Linked DNA regions of Homo sapiens: region 1 is linked to region 2. Evidence: read pairs that join two places in POLR2A ChIA-PET (ENCODE). Cell type or tissue: PC-3. All regions are shown on one strand. Links, peaks and the distances in the headings refer to the core of each region. The heading gives the core; the rest is flanking DNA.

Region 1 (12,067 bases), core at 2,367-10,366, 110 kb before region 2:
ACCCCTCCGTCTGTGGCAGCCATGTGGCTGGGAAGCAGACTCTGCTTCTTTCTTGGCCTGAGTCAAGTGGTTCCTCCATGAGTCCGAGGTCCCCGGCCAGCCTGCCTTCCTCTCCATCCTTTGGAGTCTTGCGAGAGCTGCCTCGAGCTCTGTCCCTCTCTGATCATGACTGGTGACAGGTGGCCTGTGTCTGCTCCACCTCCCTTCTGGCCCAGAGCCAGAACCTCACCAGTGCTTTTTCCCAAGGCTAAGGCCATATGGAACTAGCAATGGCCTCCCCCATTCCGCCTCAAATGAGGACTCTGACACCTCAGTCCCTGGAGAGGCGAGAGGAAAGGGATTCCCAAGGAAAAGCTGCAGGAAAAATAAAAATAAATCCACATCAGAGAGCCACGTTCGGGCCGAAGCTCGGGACGAGACATCAGACCGCGAGAGCCGCGTTCGGGCCGAAGCTCGGGACGAGACATCAGACTGCAAGTGAAGCTCGGGACGAGACATCAGACCACGAGAGCAGCGTTCAGGCCGAAGCTCAGGATGAGGAGGCGGTTCTCCGTCTTTCTGTGCTCAGCAGCACTTTGGTGTGTGTGTGCATTGTTTGTTTGCTATCTGGGAGTTATTTCCTCCTGATTATAGAAGCCACCTGCCTTCCACTCAGCGCCTAGAGGCGGAGACACATCATCTGGGCCTGAGTCCCCCGCTCCTCCCGTGTGGCCAAGGCTCAGCTGCAGTGAGGGGCTGAAGTGCGTGCGGTGAAGGTGATGCTGGGGACACCTCGCAGGGCGTGCCAGGTTGTGGTGGTGGCCCAGGCTCCTGAGATGCCCCTGACAGGCAGGTGGAGGCTGGATGGGACGGCCTCTCGGGGGCCAGCTGGGGTTGGGTAGAACTGGAGGCTCTGTGGCTGGCACAGCCGGTTCCGTGCCGGTGTGGCTGGTTCCCCCAGAGGAGCAGAGGCTGCCAGGAGGAACACGTGTGGAGGGTTTTATTTTGCTTCATTTTTCTTGTCTGTCATTGTGGAGTTTTATCACAAAGGCTGTGTAGGCTGCAAAAAGACCTAAGAGCCCCCAGGCACGAGATGAAGACGTGGGCGCCTCCCTCTTACAGCTGCTCAGGTGGTGCTGAGGCGCCAGTGCCCCGGTTCTTTTCCTGCACAGACACAGCTGCACATGCGTCAGGCAGGGTCCTTTACTGGGGCTGCCGGTTTGGGTATTTACTCCAGGGCTGGGGTCCCCTCCAGGGGTCCATGAGCCCCACGGCGACACTTGGCCAGCCCTGCACTCCAGGCCGGCACTTTGGGCCACTCAGCTCCAAGCGCTTATCCCGACCAGGGCCCGGTGTGGATGCCTCTGCACGTCTCCAGCGCTGCTTGGTCACAGCCCTTGGCAGAAGCTGGGTGCGGTCTGTGAACAGCTGGGGATGCAGCTGGGCTTTGCAACCTCCAGGCAGAGATGGGCACTGGACACTGAGCCCTTGGCAGCCGGTGCGCAGCACGCAACCGTCCATCCCTGGCTTACCTGCTGGGGCCAACCAAGCACTGGGCCCTGTCGGAAGCTGGCACCGTGCTCAGGAAGCCAGTCAGGAAAGAACCTTCTCCTAGAGCTGCAGTCGAGTTGGGTCAGGGATGAAATTGGACCAAGAAGGCAAAAGAGATGGCTCAGAAGGGCGGGGGGAGGGGCAGGGGCACGCAGGTGGTGGGGCAGCGCTCCCTGAGGAGGTCAGGACCCTTGGGGCCAGGAAGAGAGCTGTGTGGTGTGGGGGTCACCAGCAGCTCTCAGGGACCGCAGATGGGCTGAGGCTGCAGACTCTGGCTTGTTCTGAGTGGGGAGGGGCACCAGGGGCTTTGAGCAAAAAAGGCTCCGGGCAGACTTGGGCGTCGAAGGCCAGCTCCGGCCACTGTGCACAGAGCGTCCTCTCAAGCAGGCGGCTGAAGCCACCCCAAGGCTGGGCGGTGGAGGCCCAGGGCTCCCGGTGCTGAGTTGGACTGAGGGCGGGGACTGAGCTTTGGTGGGTCGGGTAGGAGCCTGGGGCCGGAGGTGGGGGCCGAGTCCGAGGGAGGATCTGGGGCTGTGTGAGTCTTGGACACTCATTCGGGATGTGGGATGGGCAGCATCATTTATCTGTTTCTGCCTGCATACAGGTACGGGTGTTTTTCTTTTGGGAGGCCTTGAGTATTTATTTAATAATGGAATCACATTTATAAACCACTCTGCAGCTTTCCTGCTCAGCAGCACGTCATCAGCTATTTTCCTGTGAGCACATGATTGCCGGCTGTGCGCTGGTTCTCCGAGCCATGTTCCCCGTTCACAGGCTCTTACCCGCAGTGCTGCCACGGCGCCGTGTGCATCCCAGGATCTTGCAGGTGTCCGCTGGCCGCCGTCTGCAGGGAGTGGCCCTTAAGCCCTCACTTGGTTCTGTGTCCCCAGGCTTGCTCTCCTGGCCTCTTCCCTCACCATGCCGCGTCCCCTTACTCTGACCTTGGCCAATCAGGACCTGCGTGTCTGGTGGATTTTGGAAGCCACCTCACTGGGGACGGGAGACATAGGCCAGGGGACAGCCTGTGAGAGGGCTGGGCCACGGGGACTGCAGAGGAGGAGCATCCACGGCACCTAGATGCAGGAGACCCTCGTGGGCAGGAGCGTGGCTGGTGGCGCGGTGGCCTCAGGAGCAGTGAGGCCGTCCCCTCAACCTCTTCTGTGGAAGCAGAGATGCCACTCGCCAGACGGCATCCAGTAAAGAGGGCCTGGGACCCTCTGGGGGACTCTCAAGTCCCAGACCCCCTGGTCCATGTCCTTGCCACTGTGCTGGCCGAGGGGCCCCTCAGCCCACATGGGGCCCAGGGAGAGGGTCCTGCCTGTCTGGGCGGGCCCCTTGGTGGGCCCTGGAGGCTCCAGTCTCAGGGAGAGGAAAGCCTGGTCTGCCTTGACACCCTCACTCGCGTCTCCGGGGTCTCCAGGGCCTGGCCCAGGCTTCCCAGGGCTGCGCTGTGCTTCCTTGGTTTCTGGAATCCCTTGCAGATGACAGACAAGAGAAACGGGCCTATTGATGTCTAGCCCGTGTGTTGTTTACTGTTCCTGGAGTGAGTGGTGGAAAGCCCTGCGACGATTGGTTCAGAGGATAAGGCCTCACCTGGAGAGTATGTCTTGTTTACTCCGATGAGGCCTCACCTGGAGAGTGTGTCTGGTTTACTCCAATGAGGCCTCACCTGCAGCGTTTGTCTGGTTTACTCCGATGAGGCCTCACCTGCAGCGTTTGTCTGGTTTACTCCGATGAGGCCTCACCTGCAGCGTTTGTCTGGTTTACTCCAGTGAGGCCTTACCTGCAGCGTTTGTCTGGTTTACTCCGATGAGGCCTCACCTGCAGCGTTTGTCTGGTTTACTCTGAGCCTCACATTCCTTTCAGTCGCTCCGTGAATCACTGTCTTTGGTGGGTCAGGAGGAATCCACTCCCTGGGCCTGGGCCTGGACCAGTGCTGGTCAGACCTGCTGTGTGGGGCCTGGGGACGCTTGCAGGTGTGGACTGGCAGCTCATCAGGAAGAGCTGGGGAAGGCGTGAGACCAAGACAGCCTCCGGCCTGGAGAAGGCGTGAGGCCTAGGCAGCCACATGGCTGGGGACAGCGTGAGGCCCAGGTAGCCTCTGAGGGTTGGGGGAGGCATGAGGTCCAGGCAGCCCCTGAGGGCTGGGGAGGCGCAAGGTCCAGGCAGCCTCAGGACTGGGGAGGCGCGAGGTCCAGGCAGCCTCAGGACTGGGGAGGCGGGAGGGCCAGGCAGCCTCAGGACTGGGGAGGCGGGAGGGCCAGGCGGCCTCTGGTGCTGCTGCGTTGCTCCTGTGCAGCCTCGGGGGGCCCCAGGGCATCTGGAGGCATCTGTGAGCGTGTGGGCTGTCCCAGCTGACGTGGGTCCTTTGCTCCACAGGCCACCAGCTTGGGCTCCCCACGGAGGGCAGCAAGTGGGACTTGGGGAACCCGGCTGTCAACCTGTCCACGGTGGCAGTGATGCCCGTGTCAGAGGAAGTGCCCCTCACCGCCTTCGCCCTGGAGCTGGAGCATGCCCTCAGCGCCATCGGTAAGCCTGAGCCTCCCAGCCTCCAGCCATCCTTGGGTTCTGGGCCTGGTGGAGGGCGCCTGCCGGCTGCCCTCTGTCTTCGAGGGGACGCGGCGGTGGGTGGGCAGGGCTCAGTTGGGGTCAGTGTTCGGTAGTGTTTCCAAATTGCTGGCAGCTGTTAAATTTGGGGATTCAAGGGCAAGGAATTGAATTTCCTGAGAACTCTCAAAATTCTAAGTTATTCTATATTCTTTGCAACATTTTATTTACAAGTTTTCATGTGATGATAGGGACCATGATGATAGACAGGAAGTCAGTTTTCTGTGGGTTTAAGGTTATGCTAAAAATTTCAGTGTTGTCTTGGCAAAATAATGCAATAATAATGAATGCGGTCGGGCGCGGTGGCTCATGCTTGTAATCCCAGCACTTTGGGAGGCCGAGGTCAGGAGTTCAAGACCAGCCTGGCCAACATGGTAAAACTCCATCTCTACTAGAAATACGAAAATTAGCTGGGCGTGGTGGTGCGCATCTGTAATCCCAGCTACTGGGGAGGCTGAGTCAGGAGAATCGCTTGAACCCGGGAGATAGAGGTTGCAGTGAGCCAAGATCACACACCATTGCACTCCAGCCTGGGCGACAGAGCAAGATTCTGTCTCAAATAATAATAATAATAAATGCAATGAATGTTGTATAATTATTATAAAACAATATATTGTGACAAGAGTATTTCAGAACCATGTGAAAATGCTCCCTCCTGATACAGACATTTGGTAATAGAAAACAATACATTCAAAAAATTTATAATATAGAAAGATGCTACTATAAACATCGAATACTTATAAGTTATTCTCAGCCACGTGCGGTGGCTCATGCCTGTAATCCCAGCACTTTGGGAGGCCGAGGCGGGTGGATCACTTGAGGTCAGGAGTTCTAGACAAGCCTGGCCAACATGGTGAAACCCCGTTTCTACTAAAAATACAAAAATTAGCTGGGCGTGGTGGTGGAAATGCCTGTAATCCCAGCTATGTGGGAGGCTGAGGCAGGAGAATCGCTTGAACCCAGGAGGTAGAGGTTGCAGTGAGCCTAGATCGCACCACTGCACTCCAGCGTGGGTGACAGAGCAAGACTCTATCTCAAAAATAAATAAATGAAAGTTACTCTCAAAACAAAATTTTAAAACACATAAAGCATGGATTGCCTTGTCTGATGGCCTTGACCGTCGTTACATGACACATATTCCCAGTATATGCAGAAAATCTTACTCATTTCCGGTGACATCAGTCAGAGTATTCCAGGTATGTCCAAAAACATCTTCGAGTTGTACGGTGGAGCTGTCCCGCGTCACATAAACTAGTTCCCTTTAGAAACATCTTCGAGTTGTGCGGTGGAGCTGTCCCACGTCACATAAATTAGTTCCCTTTAAAAAACACTTTTTAAGCCAGGCGTGGTGGCTCACGCCTGTAATCCCAGCACTTGGGGAGGCTGAGGTGGGAGGATCACTTGAGGTCAGGAGTTCGAGACCGGCCTAGCCAATATGTTGAAACCCCGTCTCACTAAAAACACAAAAATTAGCCAGGCTTGTTGGCAGGCTCCTGTAGTCCCAGCTACCAGGGAGGCTGAGGCAGGAGAATCGCTTGACCCCGGGAAGTGGAGGTTGCAGTGAGCTGAGATGGTGCCACTGCACTCCAGCCTGGGCAACAGAGTAAGACTCCGTGTCAAAACAAAAACAAACAAAAAACCCACTTTATTTTGAAATAATTATAGGATCGGAGAAATTGTGGAATAGTAAAGAGAGACCCCATGTGCCCTTCGCCAGGGCTCCTTCACGGGCAGCGCCTTAGGGGGTAACATCGAGGCCGGGACGTTGGCGTTTACGCCATCTGTAGACCCCTTGGGCCCCAGCAGCCCGTCCGTGCCCTCCTGGGTGTGTGTGGTGCAGTGTGGTGTGGGTGCCGTTTCTGTGACCTGCACCACACGGGGCCACTCTGTCACGGAGGAGACCCTGCAGGTGGCTGCCATGTTGTCACCCAGCACCCCGGCTTGCCGGCAGCCCTGGATCTGTTCTCGATCTCTATAATTTTGTCATTCTGAGAAAGTGATGGAAATGGAACCACACGGTGTAGCCTCTGCAGACGGCCTTCTCCCACTCAGTCACGTGCACGCAAAGTTCCTCCTGGCCTTTTCCTGGCCTGGAGCTCAGTTCTTTTTGGTGCTGAGTCATCGTCCGCTGCCTGGACGCACCACAGTTGATCTGTTCATCTACTGGAGGGCATTTGGCTGCTTCCAGGATTTGGCAATTATGAGTGAAGCTGCTGTAAACACCTGTGTGCGTGCTTCTGTGTGGACAGAGGTTTTCAGTTCCTTTGGGTAAACACCAAGGAGCATGATTGCTGGATCCTGTGGTCGGAGTATGTTTAGTTGTAGAAGAAACCACCAAGCTGACTTCCAGTGAGGCTGCACCAGGCTGCAGTCCCACAGCAGTGAGCAGGTTTCGGCTGCTGCACATCGCACCAGCATTGGGCTGGATTTTCAGCTCAGAGCTGTCTCTTGAGCCCAGGGGGCATTCTAGTTCAGTTGTAAGAGGGGCCCTTATTTTGTGTGCCTCTAAGAAACAAATGTTGCTAGTTAAGGCACGAGACACATTGATCTGATCTCTAGTTGTTGTTTTTTCTGAGATGGAGTCTTGCTCTGTTGTCCAGGCTGGAGTGCAGTGGCGCGATCTCAGCTCACTGCAAGCTCCACCTCCCGAGTTCATGCCATTCTCCTGCCTCAGCCTCCCAAGTAGCTGGGACTACAGGCGCCCGCCACCACACCCAGCTAAGTTTTGTATTTTTAGTAGAGATGGAGTTTCACCGGATCTCCTGACCTCGTGATCCCTTGGCCTCCCAAAGTGCTGGGATTACAGGCGTGAGCCACCGCGCCCAGCCGATCTCTAGCTTTTAATTAGAATTAGACCTCCCTGCTTCCCACACATGGGGCTCTGGGTCCTTTCCCACCCGGCACTGCCAAGCAGCACCCCCTCAGGCTGAGCCCCTCATCTTAGCTTCTCCCCTGAGCCTCTGGTGGCTGTGATGCCAGGGCTGACACTGGCGCCCCTGGTTGAGAAGGGCCCTGACAGCCGTGCCCATGTGGAAGATGCATACGAACAGGCATGTCAACACTGGGGACCCTGGCCTCTTGGCGTCTGGCACCTCGATGATCTGGGTTTTGGAAATTACGTTATCTCCCATCGCACAGCCTTCCCTGCCCTGCACACGTGGCAGGACACAGAGATTCCACTGCTGCTCGTGCTGGAGGGGACCGAGGCTCAGAGAGGCTACCCGAGGCCTCCTTCAGGGCAGATGGGAGGTAGCATCAGGCCACAGGCCCTTCCCCACTGGCAGGTGAAGAAGGCTTGGCAGTTGTGCTCAAGGGGAGCAGACCTTGGGGTTGGGGAGTGGACTCTCACTGCCTTCCTCCTCCTTGGTGCCTGGCTGGGCGTCGGTGCCTGGCTCGGCGTCGGTACCTTGCTGGGTGTCGGTGCCTTGTTGGCGTTGGAGGTGGGCTGCCCAGGCAGGCTCCGTTACTGGTGGTGGTGTTTTCAGGCCCGACCCTGCTGCTGACTAGTGACAACATAAAACGGCGCCTTGGCTCCGCTGCCCTGGACAGGTGCGTGCCGCCAGCCCCGACTCCTTCCTCCCAGCCGGCCCAACGCAGCCCTGAGATGTGTCCCCACTGTGTCCACATCCAGCATCTGCACTGCAGCGTGCTCCTCGTCCAGCACACTGTGGTGTGAGGGCTGATGACGTGACTCCCTTCACTGGACACACTGGGCAGCGCTGACCTGCTGGGCACTGTCAGGCCTCCCAGGGGACCCCAGCCCCCGCTTCCCGCCTGGGCAGCCCCGGGTCTCACTCTCCCCAGCCTGCCCCTCAACGAGCCTCAGCCTCTGGGCTTAACTGCAGCCTCTGCGTGACTGCCTAGGCCCTGAATAACTCACTGCGAACTAGCGATGGCAGGAAGTGCTGGGCAGGGAGGGGAAGGGGCAGCGGCTGGTGCTGGCCTCTGCTGCCTCTTTGCCCCGGGGACATGTGCTAAGAGTGCCAGGCCCCTGCGGAGTAGTGAGGTACTCCCTCTGCGTGCTGCAGTGTTCACGAGTACCGGCTGTCCAGCTGGCTGGGGCAGCAGGAGGACACCCACAGGATCGTGCTCTACCAGGCAGATGGCACGCTCACACCCTGGACCCAGCGCTGCGTGCGCCAGGCCGACTGCATCCTCATCGTGGGCCTGGGTGACCAGGAGCCCACAGTGGGCGAGGTGAGCACGGGGAGGGCCGGTGGAGCTGGGGAGAGCCCTCTCTTCAGAACCTCCTGTTTCTCTTTTCCTTTGAGTAAAATACTGCACAAACTCAGAAAAAGACAGATGATAAGAGCCAACACTCAGATATCTGCTACCCATGTTTTAAAAACACGGTGCTGTATTGACCTCCAGGGGTTCTAGCACGGAGCAGGGCAGGTGCCCCACGTGGCCTCTTGTGAAGCCGCAGCCTCCGGCCGCCTTTCGCACTTTTACAGCAGGTGCGGGAAGCCTTTTCCAGGACTAACCTTTTACGTAAACGGTGCCCTATTTTGTGTCATCTGAAGTTTGCTTTTCTCCACAGCACTTAGGTGTCGGCGTCGTTCCTGTTCCTCTCACTGCTTTTTCTGGCTGCTTAGTTTTCCTCTTGTGAATGCCTTACCCTCTGCCTCTGCATCCTCAGCCAACAGGAACAGCCTTCTGCAGGCACCTTCGGGACGCTGGCCCCAGGCTGTGTCTGCAGGTTCCCAGATGGCAGCAGATCACTGACCTGATTGCTTCCTTCCACCTGGCCATTGCTGCAGGCGAGGCCTCGGGCTCATGGCCACCCAGTCCTGTTCGTGTTCTCCAGCTTCCTGCCTTCAGTTTGCATTTCCCGTCTCCCTCCTCTGCTCCCTGCTCTGTTCTCATCACAAGCCTGCCTGGGCTAATCCTGGGGCAGCTAAAAATTCCTCCTCTCTGATGTATGTTCCTGTTCTGCAGCTAGTGATGCTCCCTTGTGAGAGTTTGTTTGCAAAATACCTCATTTGGAAAGGTTGCTGTGTGTGTTTATGAGGCAGTGTTAGAGAAACAGAAAGAGGAGGCGTCCCCCTCCTGCCGTACTGACCTTGCCCAGCACACAGTGGACGGATGGACCCCTGCCGTCAGAGCTTCGGCAGCGCCAAGGCAGACCAGGCCACAGCCAAGTTGCTTTGCAGAACCCAGGAGCTGCTCCCGGGGTCCTGCCCTCAGACCCTCTGTGCTGGCCTTCAGCTCCGTCCTGTCCCGAGTCCCAGGCTCACCCGGCTGGCAGACACGTGGGCTCTGCCTTTCAGCTGGAGCGGATGCTGGAGAGCACAGCTGTGCGTGCCCAGAAGCAGCTGATCCTGCTGCACAGGGAGGAGGGCCCGGCGCCAGCGCGCACCGTGGAGTGGCTCAACATGCGGAGCTGGTGCTCCGGCCACCTGCACCTCTGCTGCCCGCGCCGCGTCTTCTCCAGGAGGAGCCTGCCCAAGCTGGTGAGGCGGGGAGAGGAGGCTGCCTGCCCGTGGCTCCGTGGTTCATTTCCTCGAACGTTCGAAGCATTCTTCACATTCCCCACCTGATTCCCTGACACCTGCGCTCCTGGGCCCTTCCTGTGCTTGTGAACGTGACCCTGCCTCACGTCTCCTTCATCTTGCCCTTTGGGCCTCTGGTGGCCACGGCTAGGAAGCAGCCGGTGCAGTGGGGGCAGGCACAGGGCGGCCATCGGGCTGGGGGCTCAGCGAACCCCGGGGATGGGCCTGAATCAGGGGGCTCAGCAAACCCTGGGGATGGGCCTGACGTCAGGGGGGCTCAGTGAACCCTGGGGGATGGGCCTCATGTCAGGGCTGCTCAGGGCTGAGGCTGAGGCCCCCACATCCAGCTGATGAGGGTGTCCTCAGGCCAGCGCTGCTCCCTCCTTTGGGCAGAAGGCCCTGAGACTTTTAATTCCGGTGTCCTCAGGCAGCCCAGGGGCCTGAGAGTGAGGGGTGTGGGGAGTCTGCTCATGCTCACGGCCCCCAGCCCACAGCTCTGTCCAGAAACCCACGCCCTGAAGGCACCATCTGCTGCAGGATAGAGGGACCCCAGTGGGAACAGCTCTGAGGATGCCTTCTGGCCCCCCACCCGGGCCCACTCTCTGGCCCCCCACCCGGGCCCACTCTCTTGCCCACGTACCCTCTGCCAGTGTCCTCCCCCCAGTAGCTGAGCTGTCTCTGGGGCCCGGTCCGGGCACTGAGGTGCTGACCAGTCGTATCAGGCAGGGCCTGCTGCATGCTGGAGAGGATTTGGGGTCAGTTTGGGTCAGAAGTGGAGGAAACTCCCCCCAGTCAAGCCAGGATGCGAGGTCTCGGCCGAGGGTGGGGCCCTGCACCAGCCCTGCCTGACGGCTCCTCCCCCAGGTGGAGATGTACAAGCATGTCTTCCAGCGGCCCCCGGACCGACACTCAGACTTCTCCCGCCTGGCGAGGGTGCTGACGGGCAACGCCATTGCCCTGGTGCTTGGGGGAGGGGGAGCAAGGTGAGTCCCCCCGCTTCCTACACACTCCTCACTGGTGTGTGTGGTGACAGTCGCCCCCTCGGGTGCTAGGAGGTGCTGGGTGCGGGGGACAGGGGGTGTCACCCGCAGACGAGACCCTCAGGCCGCCTGTCCAGACCCAGCCTCCACCCCGGCCTGTCCTCTGAGCAGGCCCTGCAGACCCTGGCACATGCGGTGTGCCCACTGACACCCAAAGTGGCCCTGGTTTTATTAGGGCCAGTTTAGTAGAAGACATATCTCGTTTTGACTGTCTTTGCTTAGAAGTGGTTGCTTGGGCCGGGCGCGTGGGTCACGCCTGTAATCCCAGCACTTTGGGAGGCCGAGGCGGGCAGATCACGAGGTCAAGAGATTGAGACCATCCTGGCCAACGTGGCGAAACCCAGTCTCTACTAAAAATAGAAAAATTAGGCGTGGTGGCGCGCACCTGTAGTCCCAGCTGCTTGGAGGCTGAGGCAGGAGAATTGCTTGAATGCAGGAGGCAGAGGTTGTGGTGAGCCAAGATCGTACCACTACACTCCAGCCTGGCGACAGAGCGAGACTCTGTCTCAAAAAAAAAAAGAAGCGGTTGCTTGTTGGCCCTTTGCACCTCCTCCTCTGAAACCTCTGCTCTTTCCTTAGCCGGTCTTTCCCAGCATCTGGTGAGTTTCCTTCACTCCAATACTTGATAAAGAATGATCTGCTTTGCCCAAACTGAGTCCTTCAGGGACTTTAAACCCAGATACCTCCTCCCCTGCCTTGTCGTCAGACACCACCTTCTCCTGAACTTGAATAAATACCCTTGGAACAGAGATGGAGCCTGGGAGCCACGAGGAGGGTGGGACAGGCATGTGCCCCTCTGCTGAGCCAGGTGCGTAAGGGGCAGGGCGGAGCCTCCTACCGCTGCCCCCAAAGGAAGGGAGGACATCGAGGGGTGCCTGGGCGGGGGTCCAGGCCAGGGCTGCCTTCTGGGGTGGGGCCTCTCCGGCAGCCCCTCCCATCTCCCACGGAGTGCCAGCACTGCTACCCCGGGAAAAGCTCGGAGGTGGCCCCAGGGCCTCGAGGATGCTTCTGCTGGCCCCAGGGCAGGGCCCTGTCAGCCTGGGGCTGTTCTAGGTGATGAGGTGCCCACTGCATCCTTCTGTCTAAGGGACTTTCCACCTTGTCTTGTGCCACATTTTCTCTTGAAAGCTGCGGAAGTTGGCCTACAGCAGTTCAATGGCTTGCCTGAGGTTGCCAGGCTGGGGACAGGACCCAAGTCTCTTTCTGTGGGTCTGGGACAGTGCAGGGACTTGGAGCAGTTGAGCCCAGGCCACATCAGCAGCATTTTTAATGAGAAAGTAGCTTTGATCAAGGTAATACTTAGAAGCCATACGGTTCTGTAAGGCACGTAACTGCAGTCCTTTGCCTTCCTTCCAGCACCACCTCCAGAGTTATCCCAGAAATAACCATGTCCAGTGT
Region 2 (12,067 bases), core at 1,951-9,950:
CCGTGCCTGGCCACTATCATTGCATTTCTAAAGAAATAAGTAAGAAGTGGGGAAAGGAGGAAAGAGAAGAGAGAGTAAAATATAAGTGAACAATCGTTTAGTAAAATGGGGGTAGTTGCTTACACATTCCCAAATCGATGTCCCGTTACTCCCCATTCTCAGAGCTTTAGTCAACCTACTTGTGGGTGTCACTCATGGTGGCTTGCTTCCTTGTGTGTTTTCTAAGTTTTCATTGTGAGCTCATTTACTGGAACTTTTTCCCTCTGGTGACCTAGGGCCCACGTGTCCCGGCAAAGTGATTAAAGAATGATGTTTTGTTTCTGCCAACTTAACTACAGATAGAACTCACTAGGGCTAGAACTCACTAGGGCTAGAACTCACGAAAGCTAGAACTCATGAGAGCTAGAACTCGCTAGAGCTAGAACTCACTAGAGCTAGAACTCACTAGGGCTAGGACTCACTAGATATAACTCACTAGGCCTAGAACTCACTAGAGCTAGAACTTGCCAGCGCTAGGACTCACAGGAGCTAGAACTCACTAGGGCTAGAAGTCACTAGGCCTAGAACTCACTAGAGCTAGGACTCACTAGACCTAGAACTCGCTAGAGTTAGAACTCGCTAGAGCTAGAACTCACTAGAACTGTAACTCACTAGAGCTGGAACTCACTAGGGCTGGAACTCGCTAGAACTAGAACTCACTAGAGCTAGAACTCACTAGAGCTGGAACTCACTAGAGCTAGAACTCACTAGGGTTAAAACTAGGGTTAGGGCCGGGCGCGGTGGCTCACGCCTGTAATCCCAGCACTTTGGGAGGCCGAGACGGGCGGATCACGAGGTCAGGAGATCGAGACCATCCTGGCTAACACGGTGAAACCCCGTCTCTACTAAAAATACAAAAATTAGCCAGGCATGGTGGCGCGCGCCTATAGTCCCAGCTACACGGGAGGCTGAGGCAGGAGAATGGCGTGAACCCGGGAGGCGGAGCTTGCAGTGAGTCGAGATCGCGCCACTGCACTCCAGCCTGGGCGACAGAGCGAGACTCCGTCTCAAAAAAAAAACAAAACTAGGGTTAGAACTCACAAGAGCTACAACTTACTAGAGCTGGAACTCACTAGAGCTATAACTCATTAGGGCTAGAACTCACTAGAGTTAGAACTCACTAGAGCTAGATCTCACTAGGGCCAGGACTCACTAGAGTTAGAACTCACTAGGGCTAGGACTAAGTTCCTGGAGCTCCTTCAAGTTGCTTCAAGTTCCAGATGCTTGAGATGCTCAGGCTTTGTTTAAGGGCGGCTTTCCTTTTCTTCCCAGAGTCCCGAGGGACAGAGAAGCTGCCTTTCACCCTGTCTGGCCACTTTCCCCGAGGGGCATCCTTTGGAGGGTCTGGACTTTGCAGCCTTGCCTCCCGCGCCTTTGGGCATGGCACCCTCCTGGACAGCGCTGAGGTCTCCTCACACACTCATGTGCGTGTGCTCCACGGCTGTTCCTGGGTGTTTGTGGGGAGATTTGTCAGGTGCTGGGAGCCTTTTGTTTCGGTAAGCTTTCAAATCGCCGGAGCAAGTGCTTTCAAAGCTGCGCGGCAGCCTCAGGATGTTGCTCCTGGAGCCCCGTGGAGAGCACACCATCCACATCGCAGGGACGAGAACAGCGCGGCCCACGCTCTCGGCTTGCAGCCTCCCTGGGCCTCTGGGGGCGCATCCCGTGGCTGGAGCCAGCAGCTGGGAACTCACCCTCTTGCCCACCTGCGTGGCCGTCGGCTTCAGGTCGGGTGTCGGCTGCTGCGCCCTGTCCCGAGCGCTGAGCTGTGAACCCGTCCACCCCTTTAGCTGTTAAGATTCTACCTGCGGAATGACCTGCAAGCAGTCGTTATGGCTTGAAGTCTATAGCGGTTGACTCACTTGCAGGAATCCACAGAGGACGGCGCCGCTGAGGCTGCTGCACAGCAGCGAGGGCCAACTTGCTGTAGAATCTTCCGGAAGCCAGAGCCCAAAACAGATGCTTTGCTTCTCTTCGTCCACCTCTTATCCGTTTCCCAAATCTCCTGCGGGTCAGGGATAGAAAAGTACATAAAAGGCATTTTTCAGTTTGGGTTTCGGTTCTTGCCTTTCAGTTTCTTTCGCCTGCTGAGGGCAGGCCAGGCCCGTGTCCCGCGAGTGCCGCAGGTAAAGTGACTTGTGAACCTGTGGCTCGGGCTACGGTTGCCTCCCAGGCCAGCGGCCCTCTGTCTGCCTGGAGAACAGGCCCTCTGTCTTTATGGGATAATTAGTGCAGACAATGACCACCGCCCCTGGGGGCCTGGGGTGCAGCGGACCAGAACGGCGGCATGAAAAGTCACGGAGGCGCAGATGGCGGCTGAATGGCCACAGCTACCTTCTGAATGGATTAAATTTTAAAAAACCTCTCTGCGGTGGGGAGGCCTTGCCAGGAGGCTTTGAGTGCAAGACAAAGTGCCAGTGTGGTTTTGTGTCTCCACAGCTCCGGGAGGAAGCCTGGCGGGGGTTTGCTGCCTTGGACGACCCCCTGGCCGGGCTTCTGGACATGCTGGAGAGCTGCCGGGGCCAGCGGGGAGAGGGCCCCTCCCTGGCGGCCTGGATCTCCCACCAGCTGCAGTGCTGGCTACAGGCACAGCCATGCCCGAGCCTGGCCCAGGTGAGCCCATGGGTTCTGTGACAGTCACCTCCCTTCCTGCCCCTGCCCCTCAGCATAGTGGACCCGGCATCCACCTGCCCAGGCCTTTGCAGCCCGCTCAGCAAGCCAGGGAAGGGGAGGGGGATGCTGGGGGCTATGGCCAAGACTCAGCCCGTGGCTTCACCCTCTGCCCCCTGACAGTCACGTGCTGAGACCGGCCTCGCCCCTCCCGTGCCCCAGCCCTGCAGACCACCCGATGCCCACACATGGCCACAGTGGCAGGCGCTGCTTCCTAAGCCAGGCCTGCCTCAATCGGCCCCATGGCCCAGCCACTGGGTGCTGCGTCCAGTAAGTCTGGGTCCCTGCTCTTCCAGCACAGCCTGAGGCTGAAGCAGCTGCAGGCCCGAGCGGTCAAAGTCCTCACTGAGAGCCCCCCCAGCCTTGCGGCACCACTGGCCAGCATCTTCCAGCTGCAGGATGCAGACAGGAGCTGCCTGCTGGCACACGTCCACCGCCTCCACCACGAGGGCAGGTTCAGAGAAGTGAGTGGCCCACGTGGCCGGGCTCATGGGGAAACGGCTTCTCGGGCGGTGGGGCAAGGACGCGCCTGGCTCAGGGCCGCCTCTGTGTGGGGGCTGTTTGGGGCTTCTGGTCTACATGGAGGTATCAAGGACCCGGCCGTGGGCAGCCATCAGCTGTGTGCGGGGTGCCGGGTCCCAGGAGCCCTCAGGCTGCCTGAGCCAACAGAGATGTCAGGGCACAGCCTGGTCCCAGGCCTGGGTCTCCCCCTGCCGACCCTGTGTCTCCCAGCATGCACTGGGCCCTCACACTCACAGGGTCCTAGGTGGGCCTGGGCCTGAGCTTTGGTCCAGCCACGCCCCACCATGTCTGTTAGCCTCTGCGCCTCCGGAACCTTCACAGAATCAGCCAGTAGGCTGTCCTTTGTGGGTGAGTTTGCCTCCTGGGCACTGGGCACTGACTGAGTCCCCGGCACGGCAGTGAGCGCCCTGGAAGGAAACGCTCCCAGAGGGGCCGAGCAGAAGAGCTGTGGGAGCAGCTGGTGCCGGCCCCGCCTCCCACAGCACCCCCAGAGTGGTGCCCACTCACAGAAGCCCAGAGTGGGCAGTGCCGGCGCCTGGGACACAGGACAAGGTTCAGGGCCAGGGCACCAGTCGCACCTCGGCACAGTCGCCCAGGTGCGAGATGCGTCGGATCAGTATCCAACCCTTCACTGGCTGCTGGCGGGAGAGGTGGCTTCGGTCCCTTTCGGTCCCGGGCCAGGTCTTAAGTGGTGTCGCAGAAGTGTGGGCTTGGCAGCTAAAGGTGTCTGGATGAGAATTGGTGGAGCTGTTGGAATCACAGTGGTTTGCTGAGTCTCCTTTGTGAACAAGGCTGATTTTTAAGCCCAGAAGGTTCCAAGAGGAAGACCAGGTCTAGCATCACAGCCCCGTCGTCCTGAGCCTGGCCAAGCTGTGACTTGGGTTTGTGTGGAACAGTAGGGAGCAGTGGGGCCTGCAGTGGGTAGGGAGGCGGCCGTCTTGCGTGGGGTGGCTCTGAGCTGTTCCTGCAGGTGCAGGGGAGCCCCCATGACTTCTCGGTGCCCTGAGATTCCAGATCCCAGTGCAGATTCTAGGGTGCAGCACGAGGTGCGGCAAAGAAGCCCGGGGGTGTCCTGCCAGGGGATGTCCTGCTTGGGGGTGCTCGGCCCGGGGGTGCTTGGCCCAGGGGTGTCCTGCCTGGGGGTGCCCAGCCCCGGGGGTGCCTGGCCTGGGGGTGCTCAGCTCAGGGTGCACTGATCATGTATGAGGAGGCCGGCACTCAGGGGCACTGGTCCACTCCCCGCCCCATTAGGGCCCCCTTACTTCAGGGCCGAGCGTGAAGGCCACCACCCCGCTGCCTGCCCACGTGGGACCCTGCTGCTGAGACGCCGTCCCGATGGCACCCTGGGTTCCTCTTCCCAGCAAGACCCCTCACCGTGAGGAGGTGCATTGGAACCTGGGCACGGGCATCGGGGGCTGCCCTGGCCGGGCCCTCACAGGAGTGTCCCCTGTGTGGGCCGCGCGGGCCCCACCCCTGGCGCTGTCACCTGCCACGCCCGGGGCCGTCGTCTCGCGGCGGGTGCATGGCGCTGAGAAGCCACCATGTCCCGGCACAGGACAATGCAGGATGGAGGGTCCCCCTCATGTGGCGCGACGCTGAATGGCGGCCGTGCCTGCGGAGAGTGCAGGGAGGCAGAAGGCAGGCTAGTGTTTCGGGCCGTCTTCTGTTACAGAGCCTTTCAAAGACTGTCTGGGGCCGGCTGAATGCGCCTCCCTCGCGCTCCGAGGCAGGAATCCCCACACAAAGGGGGTCTTGTCCCGCACAGGCCCCTTCTGCGAAGAAAGCCATTGTCCCCGAGCGGGGCCGCCCGGCAGGCGATGCATGCTCCACTGCTCACCGCCGCGCCCGGCCGAAAGAGGCCGCATTCAGGCCTGTCCGCTCGGATTAGCTGGGACTCACGACTCAATGTGCTGCGATATTTCATGTCGAGGGCAGCGGCTGGCCCTGGGCAGGATGAATGCCTGCTTTTGTCCGCTGAGTTATTTTATTTACATTTTTTAAACAGCTTATCAAGGTAAAAAGATAGCTTTGCTTTAAAAAAAAAAAAAAAAAAAAGGCCCTCTTGGCTCCAGGCCCACGCAGAGGTGGGAGGCAGGGCTGTCGCTGGGGTCCTCGGCCTTCGAGCCTGGGCACCTGCCCAGCCTTCCTGCCCCTTAGAATGGGGGGCCCAGGGGAGCCGGGGAATGCCCTTCCCGATGGTCGATACCACAGCCCCTCCTGATTTTCTTTTTTTTTTTTTTTTCCTGAAAGCAGCAGCTCCTGGGCCTGTCTAGAGGTTTCTACAGCCCCACCCCGACCCCGCCAGCTGGACAGCCTCGTCTCTCTCTTCCTGGTGGATGCCTCCCATCCTCTGGCAGCAGAGGTCGGGAAGGTCTGCCTGGTGCAGAGGGGCCCAGTTTGCCCCATCTGTCCTCATGGCCCAGCCCCGGGCTCGTTCCTCCCACGGGGTCCAGGACTCTTCACCTTCTGCTGTCTGCTCCCTGGGCCTGGCTCTGGGGCCAGGTGACCTTTTTGTGCCTGCTGAGTTTCCCAAGTGGCCAGGCATGGACAGTGGGCAGCTGTACACCGTCCTCTCAGGGAAGTTCAGACAGAAATGACCAGACGCTGATTCTAAGCCAGGCACCACCACAGTGAAAGGGCCAGCAGGGCCCCCAAAGCCTGAGACAGGGGTCAGGCCAGGGAGCTTCCTGGAAGGGGTGGGTCTGCTACTAGCCACCCCCCAGCCCCCCACCCCTGTCACCAGGGCTGCCCATGAGCAAGCCTGGGCTCTGCCCTTACCAGGGTGGAGCTAGGGGAGCTCCATCCTCGTCCTGTCCCCCAAGCTGCGAGGCCACAGAGCCCCCACTGGGCTCCGGGTACAAAATGTGGACACAGATGCTGGGGGCCCCAGGACGCCTGCATGTCCAGAAAGCCCACCTGGCCTCAAGAGGCCCCGGGTGCCCAGAGAGCTTCTGTGGGCCTAGAAAGAAAGGTCCAGACACCTGTTAGCCCTGGGCTCTGAATGGCCGTGGTGAAGAGAAGGGCTGAGCTGGGCACTTTGAACTGCCTCTGACGGGGTCGCAGCGTGCGGGACACAGAGGCAGAAGCCACCCACCTGGGGAGCACGGCCAGTACCCAGCCCCACCCAGGCTCCTCTGCAAGCCTGAGGCGGCCTTCTTGGGCTCAGAGGGGTTCCTGGTTGGGTGGGGCCCGCCGAGGGCTGGGACTGGAGCCTGAAGTCTGTCCCTCGGAGGGAGGCTGGGGACAGCAGCGGTGAGGGAAGGCCCTGGCCACCTGCCCCTTGCTGTGTCCCCAGCCTCCCTGGTCCCAGCGTCACCTGCTCAGGGCCTGGTCCCAAGGAGGTGCCGGGCGCAGCCCCATCCTCCACTTCCCTGCACCTGACAATAACCACATGCGGCAGGAGGAGCAGAGGGCGGGCGGGTTGTGACCACCCTGCGGTTCTGAACGGGGTGAGGTGTCCGGCCCTGCACCCCTGCCTTCCGGAGCTCTGGCAGCTTCTCAGGGGGTCCCTGATCCAGAAGGGATCAGAGCCCTTGTGTGAAGCTGCGGGTGTCACTGCTGGGGTGGTCCCCATGTGGTGGCCCCTGCGCCCATGCTCACAGCCGTAAGCCCACCTCCCAGGCCCTGCGCCCCTCCCCATGTGGTGGCCCCGTGCCCCTCCCCGGCCCTGCGCCCCTTCCCACGGCCCTGAGGCCCCGCCCCGGCCCTGCGCCCCTCCCCACGACTCCGAGACTCCCACGCCCCGGGCCCTGCGCCCCTCCCCACGGCCCTGAGACCCCCTCCCCGGGTCCTGCGTCCCTTCCCCTGACCCTGCGCCCCTCCCCACACGGCTCTGAGAAGCCCCCCCACCCCGCCCCGGGCACTGCACCCCGTCCCCCGGCCCTGTGCCCCTCCTCACGGGCCTGAGACTCCCTTCCCGGGCCAGGCGCCCCTGCCCACAGCCCTGGGGCCCCGCCCCGGACCTTCGCCCCTCCCCACGGCCCTGAGACCCCCGCCCCGGGCCCTGCGCCCCATGGGCCTGGTGGAGGCCTAGCCTCTTGGACCCTGGCCAGACAGTAGAGGCGCCGGGTCAGCGCTGCGCAGGGAAAGGCCCCCGGCCCTGCGCCCCCACCCTGCGCACCGGGGCTGGAAGCCGGCTCGAGGCTTTCCCAGGCCGCTATTTTGGTCCTTTCTCTGGGCTGCGCGGGGGCGGGGCGCCGATGCTCCGCGGGCTGCTCTCGTGGGTCATTTTTGCTGGCTATGGGAGCGCGGCTTATGGAAATTATTAATAGCAGCTCAGGCCCGTGGTACGTGCAGGCGGTCAGGGCCCGGCCGTGCCCCGATCGCAGCCAGTGTGGCCTTGGAGCGCTCGCGGGGTGCCCGTCTCCGCCTCGTGGGAAGGGCTAGGACCCCCCAGGCCTCAGGATGCGCTGAGGCTGGGGGTCCTCAGCCTTGGCCCGTCCACTGCAGGCACCATTGTGTTCTGGGGCCCGCAGATGGGTCGTGTGGGAGGTCACGGCTTTGCGCCTTGCCTTGACCCCACCTCCTAGCCTTCCTCTGGCTCATCAGCAATCCCCGAGCAAGGCCCTGGGACCCAGGCTGTGTGGCCAGCCACCCCCTTGAGTCCCTGCTGCCCCATCCAGGCCAAGCCCAGGCCTCCCACCTGTCCCAGCCTATGCAAGGCCTGGCTCAGCACGGGGGGGCTTGTCTGCCAGGCCAGGCCCCTCGGCCTGAGGGCCACGTGGCTGAACACGGGAAGGCCCTGCACTCCGGCCTCAGTGACCAGGTGCTGGTGCAAAAGGGTGGTAGCCCCCTCACCCGCCGTGCTGCCTGGCCCCTCCCAGGCCCTGAGTAATCTGCCGCCTTTGTGTTTGCCAGGCAGCCACGCTGGGCGCGACGTTGAAGCTGCAGTCGGAGCTTGGCGTTGAAAAGGTGAACGTCTTTCTCATGTAAATTGTTTAGGTTCAAACTTGGATAACGCCCAGGTCTCTATAAACAGTGTTTGTTGGAGGTCGGGAGTCCACCAAGCCACAGTGGGGGACAGCAGGGCCATCGGGGGCCGGCGAGGGCCTCCAGAGCCCCCTAAACCACCATCCTCCTCATGGGCTGACCCCAAATCAGACGCAGCCGCACGTACACGAACCCCGTGTCCAGCTGTCCCCTGAAGCCCTGAGTGTGCTCCGTGCAGCAGCTGGGGCCACCCCTTCCCTGGAGTGGGCACCAGCTGCCTCGAGGACACGCAGCCCATGTGCTTCTGGGACCCTCCTCTGCTGCACGCCTCCACCGTGCAGTGGGCTGGGGGAAGCAGTCACCTAACTGTGAATTTCCGGACAGATGACACAGTCCTCGAACCCACAGTGTCTGCAGGGATGGCAGATCCAAGCTTCTACAATGGGACTTCGTGCACATCACAGGGACACAAGGGGAACCTGCTGGTTAAGCAGGGGCAGGGTGGGGGAGTGAGCACCCCTCGGGCAGAGCCAGGTGGGGACGGGACGCATCCTGGTCTCCCTAAAGAGGGAGGGGTGTCTACACAGCCTGCAGGGCTGTGCTCCGGGCGATGGGTGCAGACTCCAGGTCTACAAGAGCTGGGGCCAGAGAGGGCTCTTGGGGCTTCGCGTTCTGCCCGAGGACTGTCCCCCAAGGCACTGCTGGGCAGGTGGGCCCCATGCAGTCGGCGCCAGGCAGCCTCACCTGTGGGGCAGAGGAGGTGGGGGAAGGGAGGTGAGGAGTCTTCTTCGAGGGGCGTTGTCTACGGGAATTCGTTCTTGCTGAGGGAATGGCTGGTGTGCCCCAAGGCCCAGCGCCACAGCCAGGGACTCCCTCAGGGCCTCTTGGAGGCACCGACAGCGTGTGGGTCTTGCAGACCTGCTCGGGAGGCAGTGCTGGTACCATGTGCCACGAGAAGGCATTTCCGGACTACCAGGGCTACTGCCAGTGGTTTGTCTTGGTCCTGCCTCCCCACATTTGGTGACAAATGAGCTTCCCCAGGGTCCCCCTTGCCTCTTAGGGCCTCCAGGCCTTCATCATGGAGATGGGGATGGCCACAGAGCCCAGCAGGAGCCTTGGGCGAGTGTGTGTGAGCGTGAGCACTGGCCGGGCGAGCACTGCTGGGCCTGGACGGCCTCTGGGCCCCTTTCGTTCTGACACTTTGGCCGCTCCCTCTGGGTTGGAGGTGAGTCAGGTTTTGGCTGAGGTGGCGGAGGCTGTGGCCTGACCGTGTGTCCCCCTGCAGATGAGCATCCCACTGCTCCTCCAGGACAAGGTGGCCCTCGTGGAGCGCTATGTGGCCGGCTTCCCGGACCTCCAGAGGAGGCTGCTGGTCCTCATGGATTCCTGGTGCCAGCCCGGCTTTGACATCAAGGACGTTGCCAGGTGAGTCCCGTGGGGCGCTGGCAGCTGGCACCAGATGGCATCCTGGGAGCCCTGGTTAGGGAAGGGAGTGTAGGGGGGCAGCAGGCGCGTGGGAGAGCTCTCCCCAGGAAGTTCTGGTGTTTGGGTCACAGCTGCCATGTGACTGCAGCTGGAGCAGCTGCCTCTGGAGAGGAGCGGCTGGGGCTGGCAGGAGCACAGCCCTCTTCTCCCGAGTGAAAAGAGTTAACTGCTCTTAGAAGAACGAAAATAATTCTCCGTGGTGGCTCTTCTCATGCAGGCATGGCAACCGTACTGCTTTCTTGTTCATCCATTCCTTTGTTCTTTCATCTAATAAAGTTTTTGGAAGCACTTGGTGTGTGACGTCTGTCAGCAATTACAGAGAAAAGGCAGCACCTGACAAGGAGCCCATATGGTGCCTGTATGGATTCAGGGAAGCCATGTGCATGTGTGTGCATGTGTGTGCATGTATGTGTGTGCCCATGTGCATGTGTGCCTGCAGGTGTGCATGTGTGTGTCTCTGTGTGTGCACGTGATATGTGCGTGTGTGCACGTTTGTGTGTGCCTGTAGGTGTGCATGTGTGTGCATGTATGTGTGTGCCTGCAGGTGTGTGTGTGTGCATGTATATCTGTGTGTGCATTGTGTTCGTTTGTGCAGGTGTGTATGTCTGCGTGCATATGATGTGTACATGTGTGTGCCTGCAGGTGTACGTGTGTTTTCGTGCATGTGGTGTGTGTGTGCATGTATGTGTGTGCCTGTAGGTGTGTGTTTGTATGTGTGTGTGCATGGGTGTGTACGTGTGTGCATGTGTGCCTGTGCATGTGTGTGCGTGTGGTGTGTGTACATGTATGTGTGTGCACGTGTGTGTGCCTGCAGGTGTGCGTGTGTGTGCATGTGTGTGCGTGTGTACCTGTGTGTGCACTGTGTTCATGTTTGTGCAGGTCTGTGTGTGCATGCATGTGTGTGTACGTGTGTGTGCCTGCAGGTGTGCATGTGTGTGTGTGTGAGATATGAGGGATGACATCTGGGAGGGGAGGGGCTTCCTGCTCTATATCTGGTCAAGGTGCCCCGAGAGTGAAGCAAGCTGAAAGGTCTGTGAAGGCTCCAGGGCCCATCCACTGGCAGGCAGATCCCGGCCTCCATTCCCCACACAGCCCCAGGGTTGTCTCACTGGAGAGTCACAGGCTTGGACTTGGACGTCAGGCCGTCCCGGGCCCATCCTCCTCCACTTGTCCTCCAAGTCACTTCCACTTTCTGAGTTTGTTTCCTCATTCGCACAATGGGGCTGAGTCCACCTGACTCAAAGCTTGCTAAGACTTTTCATCAGAGGGAGCAGGCAGCAGCCGCACAGCGTCAGGCCAGGCACAGGTGAGCACATAGTCGGTTGCCATCGATCCTATTACTTAAAAAAAAAAAAAAAGACATAGGGCCGGGCTCGGCGGCTCACACCTGTAATCCCAGCACTTTGGGAGGCCGAGGCGGGTGGATCACAAGGTCAGGAGATTGAGACCATCCTGGCTAACACAGTGAAACCCCGTTTCTACTAAAAATACAAAAAATTAGCTGGTCACGGTAGCAGGCGCCTGTAGTCCCAGCTACTCGGGAGGCTGAAGCAGGAGAATAGCGTGAACCCAGGAGGCGGAGCTTGCAGTGAGCCGAGATAGTACCACTGCACTGCAGCCTGGGCGACAGAGCGAGACTCAGTCTCAAAAAAAAAAAAAAAACATAGAACAAAACAGTGAATGCATTGATGGAGGTGGGAACCAGGGGTCTCATTGCGAAGAAAAGAAATATACACGGAAACTGGGAGGGTGAAGAAGACCCTGCAGTGTTAGATTTCATTGCAGATATTGGTTTAAATTAATGATTTTTTTTTTTAGATGAAGCCTTTGTCGCCCAGGCTGGAGTGCAGTGGCGCAATCTAGGCTCACTGCAACCTTCACCTCCCGGGTTCAAGTGATTCTCCTGTCTCAGCCTCCCAAGTAACTGGGATTACAGGCATGCACCAACACACCCAGCTAATTTTTATATTTTTAGTAGAGACGGGGTTCCACCATGTTGGCCAGGCTGCTCCCGAACCCCTGACCTCAGGTGATCCACCCACCTCAGCCTCCCAAAGTGCTGGGATTACAGGCATGAGCCACCGCACCTGGCCTAAATTAATGATTTTTAAAATTTTTCCTAGCTCTGTGCTCTGAAAGGGCCTGGATGCAATGATACCCCATAGCCATGAGCATGACTGGCTGCCAGCTCTTAGTCACCAAATGCCATTCTCCGCTGAAAGAAGCAAGGGCTTTTCAGAGAATAGACTGAGCACAAAAATGACAATGGTAATGGAGTAGAACACCTTGACTTTTAAAAGTCCACGAGTCCACAGTGATGCCTAAGGGAAGTAGGGAGGAAAGCTCTTCTTTACAACATCTTCCAGCTAACAGATGGAAAAGGAATGACAAAATGAAAAATCACCATATTGCAACTCTCAATAAA

The links. ChIA-PET counts read pairs that join two places held together with the same protein. Peaks named below come from ENCODE experiments on the same cell type or tissue, not always from the same donor. Only the 100,000 strongest peaks of a DNase experiment are listed, where the experiment ranks them.
Region 1: POLR2A ChIA-PET joins it to region 2 with 5 read pairs; 4 of 35 experiments call an interaction of 5 or more read pairs at or near these places.

What each region holds. Positions count from the first base shown.
Region 1 is chr9:137,476,579-137,488,645 of GRCh38, reverse strand. PNPLA7 (patatin like domain 7, lysophospholipase) reads left to right here. Exons shown (of 35, transcript NM_001098537.3): 21 at 3,910-4,059; 22 at 7,623-7,686; 23 at 8,166-8,334; 24 at 9,408-9,590; 25 at 10,494-10,612. Among named protein-coding and RNA genes, the nearest start is that of NSMF, 23 kb to the right of the region's middle. RefSeq lists an enhancer at 4,358-5,557. In PC-3, for the core only: no CTCF peak of the experiment used is centred there; DNase peaks (open chromatin) are centred at 5,315 and 6,345; H3K27ac peaks cover 2,492 bases.
Region 2 is chr9:137,364,008-137,376,074 of GRCh38, reverse strand. It overlaps EXD3 (exonuclease 3'-5' domain containing 3), which reads left to right. Exons shown (of 22, transcript NM_017820.5): 4 at 2,476-2,649; 5 at 3,003-3,170; 6 at 8,086-8,139; 7 at 9,443-9,582. Among named protein-coding and RNA genes, the nearest start is that of EXD3, 53 kb to the left of the region's middle. RefSeq lists silencers at 5,661-5,850, 6,332-6,532 and an enhancer at 7,236-7,837. In PC-3, for the core only: no CTCF peak of the experiment used is centred there; no DNase peak of the experiment used is centred there.